2 separate regions of the Mus musculus genome follow, and region 1 is linked to region 2. A link is a contact called in ENCODE Hi-C or POLR2A ChIA-PET data. All regions are on one chromosome and are shown on one strand. The core of a region is the stretch at or near the end of the contact, and the rest is flanking DNA. Distances in the headings are between cores, read along the strand shown.

Region 1 (3,443 bases), core at 426-2,925, 45 kb after region 2:
TCACATCTAAATGAAATTAATAATCACAGTAGGAACCTCTCAAGATTATATGTATATAGAACAAAGACTAGCATGAAAAACAGAAACTTAAATGATGAAAATAAAGCCAAATATCATACACACAGTTTAGGAGAAAAAAAAGACTTCTGTGAAGAGTCTCAAGTCATAATCAATAATCAGGCACAGAAAGAGAGCGCCTTTTCCAGCCTGTGCCACTATCTAGTTTATTGCAATAACAGCCTATAAGAGAAACACAGATTCCTCGCCTGCCTGCCTGTCTGCCTGCCTGCCTGCCTTGGAGAATCACCTCAACCATATTACCTACCTGACTACTCACTAGGTAAGAGAAAACTTTAGTTAAGGTAATAAAAACTAAAGATATCTTAGAAGAGAGTCATACCTCATGGAGAAAATTTGATTTTAAAGGACTAAAAACCTTAACATTAGCGGGGCATGGTGGCTCACAGCCCAACCCCAGAGGCGGGCAGATCTTTTTGAGTTCCAGGTCAGCATGGTCTACATATTGAGTCCCAGGCTAAGGAATACATTGTGAGACCCTGTCTTAAGAAAAGTATAATAACCTTCAATAAATAATCCATAAACTTCTGACAACCTTCATGCCAGGCATTTGGGCTAATTTCCAAACCTTGAGTGATACCATATTGTGTGAGACTGTACTTACTGCTCATCTGACTTGTAACTTCTAGTGAATACACATATTTTAAAAAGTCATATTTACAAATGGAGACAAATATTTTAACCTCGTTCCCTTAGAAAAGTGATTTTCCAACTGCATTAGTGGGAGAATTGGGATAAGTCATCGGAGAGTTATTCTTTCCTTCGCTTCGACTTTTTTCCCCAGGTACAATAAACAATCTTCCCTTACTGTCTTTCCTTCGTTTTCCAGTACTTAAAAAGCACCCGAACAAGTGACACGTCTCTCCCACCCCCTGCCACTAAGCGGTGAGCTAACAAATTGCAGCGAGCTGGAGAGGTTCCCAGGACTGCTTCAAAGGTGGACCCCGACGGGAGGCCCGCTGCGAGGCCAAAGAAGTGAGGCCGGTTTGGTGCAACCTTGCGTGAAAAAAACCACCTTTCGCTCCTCTCCCCTCTAAAGCGGGGAGGGGTGGCTGTCGTCCCGAGCCCCCGCCCGCTCTTCCCAGGCCAGCTCGCACCTCGGAGGCCTCAGTGCCCCCGGGCTCTCCCTGCGGCGCCGGGTGCGGCCAACCTCCGCTTCCCCAGGGCAGGGCTCGGCTCCGGTCAGCGCAATCAGCCCCAGTCAGGCCCAGACCCGGCCGGCTCAGCCCGCCTGGCCACCGCGGCCCCTGGACCCCCGCCAGCGGGGATGGGCGTGGGCCCGGCCGGCCACCGCCCCGCCGACAGGGACTCCCGAGGAGCGCGAGCCCCACCCGCGGCGCCGGCTCCGGACCTACCTGCAGGGGACGGTGAGGCTTCTGGACAGCCGCTGCGGGCCCGAGGGCCGGCGCCGCGGCGGCCCGGAGCCCGTCCCCCAGGGCCCCTAGCGTCGCTCCGGGTTCGGGATGGGGCAGGGCGGGGACACACGCCGGGGGGCTGCGGCCGGCCAGCGCGGCCCGACGCGGGGTCGCGAGGACCTGGCTCTCCCCTCAGCACCAGGCCATCGCTGCCGCCGCCATTTTGCCTTCCACTCCGTGTCGCCGCCGCCGCCGTCCGCCGCGGGTTTCCCGGATGTGGGCATTTCCCGGCGTCGCTTGCGCGGGGGCCGAGGACTGGGGGCTTCAGGCCGCCCCGCTGGGCCCCGGAGCTAGCGCTCCGTTTGTGGCCTCCCGACCGAGACTCGCTCGCCCGCTTCCCCGAGCCGGGGTGAGTGTGGCCCAGAGAGTGGAGTCTGTACCACCACGTTCTGGCTCCGCACGGAGACGCGGGCGCGTCGCGGCGAGCGTGGGTCGCACCAGGAAAGGGCGGTGAACGGCGCTCCGAGACCGCGGACGTCACGAGGCAAGATGTCTAGAGCTTGAATAAAACTCGAGTCTTCCAGAGCTGGGAGCGAATGTGGTTTTGGAACTAGCCAGATGGAGTGTTCTTGAAACTGGACCTGTGGATTTGCAGAGTTCGGTCCAGCGGATCTGCAGGAGAGGTCATTGTAGCCATAACGAGTAACGGGGCCGCTGTCAGAAGTTCTGTTTCTCTTGAAATTGAATCTGCTGTTCGGGATGCATCACTGACTTTGGTCTTTTAATGCATTGTTCTCTTTTGCGGGGGATTAGGTCCACGTAGAGGATCTCTAGGCCGCAGCGTGTGTGCCAAAACTCCCATTCTCCTACCCCACTCCACCTTTCCTAGTGCTGAGAATCTAAATGGTGCCAACCAACACTGGGCTGTCTATCACCTGTAAATATGAACACAGTCCCCAGTTTTGCTGGTAGGTAATACATGCAATTATTTTTTTTTTCAGATACTCTATTTTGTGTTAGACCAAAAAAGTAAAAACGTTGACATCCCAGTGTAACCAGGAATTGAACCATGCTATGCCAGTGCTCTACCACTGAGCTATATCCTCAGAACATTTTATAGTTTTCATTGAGACTGGGCCTCACTGTTATCCGGACTGGCTTTGAACTTGTGATCCTTCAGCCTCAGTCTTAAAGGTAGCTGAGATAACAAGCCTGCTCCATGAAGCCCAGTTCTGCTTTTTTCTGAGGTACTGTATCCAAAAGTTCAACTATGAAAACCTCAGATGGTCAAATTTAGATGACAAGGGAATATTTTAATGTAGTCGCTGCCACTGCTTTAGCTCTGTCGTCATAGTAAAAATCCCTAATGTGGCTTCAGCCCCACTATGCTGTTGGGATCGTCCTACAAATCAAGGTCCCTACCTTGTGCTTTGGTAGGTAGGTACAATTTTAAGACGTGTAATTCAATGGACTATGTCTGCTAATTTGAACCATTAAAAATATTTTAAGCACAGAGAGCTGGAGCTGCTTCTTGAGAGGGCTAAGTCACCGCACAAGCCAGGGTGCAGTGAAAAGACCCTTGGGAAAGAAGCAGAGGAGCGGAGGCCAGGCCAGGCCAGGGCCTAAACTCAGGCCTCCAACCTGGAGCTAAGTCTGGGAGAGCACCAGCATTACCAACTTTGCAATGATGAGATGCAGTTATTGTGTAATACTTCCAACTTTTAAAAATCAGAATTACCTTTGGGACACTTTTTATATTAGGTCATTCTTTTTTAGATGTTAGAAAACTATCTAGAATGTATATTGTTCACAAGCATTGATGTGAAAACATTTGTTTTTGGAAATAAATGCATTGAAGGATGCATTGAAAAGCTGGGGAATCTTGGCATATGATCTAGGTAGTTTTCAAGAGGCAAAGCCAACATTTGCCATCTTTGAAATAGCTGAACCTCATATCGCCCTGTGTGCACAGCATCCTACCATATACCTGTTTCCTGTTGGCTAGTTTTG
Region 2 (3,729 bases), core at 1,034-3,533:
AAAAAAGTGTGTGGCACAGTGCATGTGCAGGTCAGAGGACAAGTAACCGTGTGGAGTAGACCCTCCTGGTTTCAGGAGTTGAACGCAGGCTGGCAAAGCACCCTCAAATGTACTAGAGACACACAAGTAATTTCAGGAAATTTACCTCTAGAATATGAGGAATTAGTTATTGGCAGTCAATGGCTGACAAGAACAGTCACAGTCCTATGAGCCACAGACGCTGGCCGGCTGGCCACCCATGTACACACAGACAACACTAACTGGTCTCAAAGGCTTATTAATAACAATGGGAATTTATTAATAAAACAACATAGGATCTGAAGTTGGGGAGATGGAAACACTTGGGGTGGTGTTGGAGGTAGTGTTGAAGGGATACAATCAACATACATGGTGTAAATACATGAAATTTTCAAAGAGTAAAAAAATATTTAAAAGAAAATAGTAGTGACTGTGTAGCAATTATGGAATTATGATAAAGACAAAAAGAAATTAGACTTTGAAATTCCTTTTTAGGTTTTGTGGAAAGAATATGGTAGGGTTATTTTTGTTTTACTTCCCAGTCACTCCAGCATCGGATCCTCTTGCCTCTGCTCTATACTGCCTTGTACACTTGTACCGTCAAGGAAAACGAGCATCAGCCGGGCAGTGGTGGCACATGCCTGTAATCCCAGCATTTGGGAGTCAGAGGCAGGCAGATTTCTGAGTTCGAGGCCAGTCCTGGTCTCCAGGACAGCCAGGGCTACACAGAGAAACCCTGTCTCGAAAAACAAAAAAACAAACCAACAAACAAAAAAAGAAAGAAAGAAAGAAAGAAAAGAAAAGAAAAGAAAAGAAAAGAAAAGAAAAGAAAAGAAAAGAGAAAAGAAAGGCAGGCAGGCATCACTGTTCTCTTGGGAGCTAATTACATAAAAAGTACTAATGATTACTAAATAAAAGCTTGAACTGGGGGAAGTGTAGCCGCCTGTAATCCCAGTACCAGGCAGAAGCAAGAGTTTCAGAAGTTCAGGCCAGTTTAGGCTACAAAGGACACTGTCTATAAATAAATAAACAAATAAGGGCTGGCAACAGTTACAAGCCTAGCCTACACGCAGTACAAGGCAGAGGCAAAAGGATCCGGAGTTAAGGACCAGCTCTGGCTACAAGAGACACTGAAGAAAGAGGAGAGGGAGAGGAGAGAGAAGAAGAGAAAGAGAAAGAGAAAGAGAAAGAGAAAGAGAAAGAGAAAGAGAGAGAGAGAGAGAGAGAGAGAGAGAGAGAGAGAGAGAGAGAGAGAAAGAGAAAGAGAAGAAAGAGAAAGAGAAAGAGAGGAAAGGAAAGAAAAGAAAGAGGAGAGGAGGGGGAGGGGAGGGGGAGGGAGAGAGGAGAGGGAGAGGAGAGGGAGAAGAGAGGGAGAAGAGAGGGAGAAGAAAAGAGAAGAGAAAAAAGAGAAAGAAGAAAGGAAAGGAAAGAAAGAAAGACAAGTTTTCGTTTGTATGCCACTGAACCCACATACTGAATGAAACAAATGCTTCCTGGGATAAATTTTCTCCACAGCGCCAAATCAAAAAAGCCAAAAGCTTTCATGAGAACACTAGGCTCTCAGATTAAGAAACTAACCCCAAGAGTGGCGTGGTTGCACACACCTTTAATCCCAGCGCCAGGAGGTAAAGGAAGGCTAGTCGGGTCTACAGAGCGAGATCCAGAACAGCCAGGGAGAGAGAGAAAGAACGTCAATATTATCACCTTTAAAAGCAACAAAAACAAAACAACAAACGCCGGTGAGGGGGCTCAGCAGGTAGAGGCATTTGCCCAGCATGCCGGGCTACCCGAGTTCAACTCTGGGACCCTCGTAAAGGCGGATGGAGGGAAGCGACCCCAGAGAGTTGTCCTCTGACCTCCACTCACGCGCCCACATCTACACCATACTCAACAATAGCAATAAATCTAAAACTAAAAACAAAGGCCAACACAAAGGAGAAACAACAGAAAGAAGTAAGCCACCAGAAAGCAGTACAACTCCAACCTAACAAACTGTACGAAAAGAAGCTGAACCCCAACCTCCAGGCTCTGGGGATTTTACAAGGCGGAAGTTTCGGGATGGGGGCGTGAAAGCTTCGAACGCGTTCCCTGGTCGGGTGTCGCGGGGGCGGAACAGGGAGCCTGGAGGCCCGAGCACTCACCTAGCGCAGCCCAGGCTACCCGCCGCAGCTCCGGGTCGGGACCAAGTTGAAATGAAACCGGGAAAGCCCCTCTTAAAAGGATAGTTCCCGCACCGGCGGGGACACGCCCCGGAAGTGCGTGCTCTACGGGCGTGCGCGCGCAGGCGGAACCTGCGGAGGGGCGTGGCCGAGCTCGGGGTGCTTCTGCGCACTGTGCGCCGCGGCTAGGAAATGGGAGTAGGCGTGGGGAAGGAAAGTAGGCGGGGCGAAGGACTTGGCAATACCCCGCCTACTTCAGTACTTACTCTGTGGACCATTATCTCTTCCCAGGGCTTCTTCACTCTGCCTTAGCAGGAGATTTACACTAAGCTGCTCTGAGGTTAGGAGGTCAGGGGCTCTCTTACAGGTGAGTGTCAGTGCTCAAGCAATTCGTTTATGACAAATCTTGCTTTAGAGCCCGGTACTTAGGATTATGAAGCCTGGGACCCATGTGTCAGGGTAACGCGAATACTCTCAAGACATGCTAAGGGGTGAGATTTTATTTCCAATTCCAGGTGATCCATCACCCTCTTCCTATATCACAAAACACAGGGCACAAACTGGTACACATACATGCATGCAGGCAAGCCACTGCATATATGAAATAATGTTTTACAGGGTTTAAAGTCTTCTAAATTTTTCACCAAAAATAGAAAATATATTTTCTGCTCTAGTAGATGTGAACGTTAGTGTCACAGAGCACAGAAAACTATAATCAGCACATCAGCAAGAATAAAAAAGACCACTTAGAGAGATATAGATCAATTACTCCAAGAGATGGATTTATAATCTATACAAATGCAAAGGCCTGTTAATTTATAAAACCGGATTATAATTTAAAAGCTTCTCAAAGGTGCAAAATGAATGTATATGGTATACTTAAATATATAGGAAATCCTAGAACCTACAGGATGAATCTGTAGTAACTAATCAGAAGTATCCGGGTGGGAGTTAGTTAGGAGTTGGGAATGATGTTCTGTAGTGGAGATGTCTTCCCAGGTGTACAGTTTTACACATGAAATGAAAGTTGTAATTTGAGTTTATGTAAATTATACCTCAGTGATGTTTTGTTGTTGTTTTTTCCTTGGATATTTTCTTTTCTTTTAAGAATTATTTATTATATGTATATGAGTACACTGTAACTGTCTTCTGACACACCAGAAGAGAGCATCAGATCCCATTACAGGTGGTTGTGAGCCACCATGTGGTTGCTGGGAATTGAACTCAAGGTCTCTGGAAGAGCAGTCGGTGCTCTTAACCGCTGAGCCATCCAGATATTTTCTTTACTTACAATTCAAATGTTATCCCCTTTCCCACCCTGGCCCCCAGGAAACCCCCTATCCCATCCTCCCTCCCCCTGCTTCTATGAGGATGTTCCTCCACCCATCCACCTACTCCCACATACCTGTTTGTTGCTGTTTCAAGACAAAGTCTCACTCTATAACCTCTCCTAGCCTGGAACTTATCACATACCCCAGGTTGACCTCAGACTCATAGTTTCTCTGCTCTTAAGAGTCCCCATTACAGCCATGGGCTTCTGTGCCTGGCGTCA

Evidence for each region. Hi-C counts contacts between places; a loop is a spot of excess contacts on that map. ChIA-PET counts read pairs that join two places held with the same protein, here RNA polymerase II (POLR2A).
Region 1: a map of heart shows a loop between it and region 2 (3-fold over the local background). The contact joins the promoter of Lats1 here to the promoter of Katna1 in region 2. A Hi-C loop is called at or near these places in 5 of 37 maps with a recorded cell type or tissue (T-helper 17 cell, heart, regulatory T cell and 1 more). POLR2A ChIA-PET finds 5 or more read pairs at or near these places in 4 of 5 experiments (Patski and embryonic stem cell).

What each region holds. Positions count from the first base shown.
Region 1 is chr10:7,679,441-7,682,883 of GRCm38, reverse strand. It overlaps Lats1 (large tumor suppressor), which reads right to left and starts at 1,675. Exons shown (of 8, transcript NM_010690.1): 1 at 1,434-1,675. It also overlaps a transcript of Pcmt1 not described here.
Region 2 is chr10:7,724,554-7,728,282 of GRCm38, reverse strand. It overlaps Katna1 (katanin p60 (ATPase-containing) subunit A1), which reads right to left and starts at 2,283. Exons shown (of 11, transcript NM_011835.2): 1 at 2,160-2,283.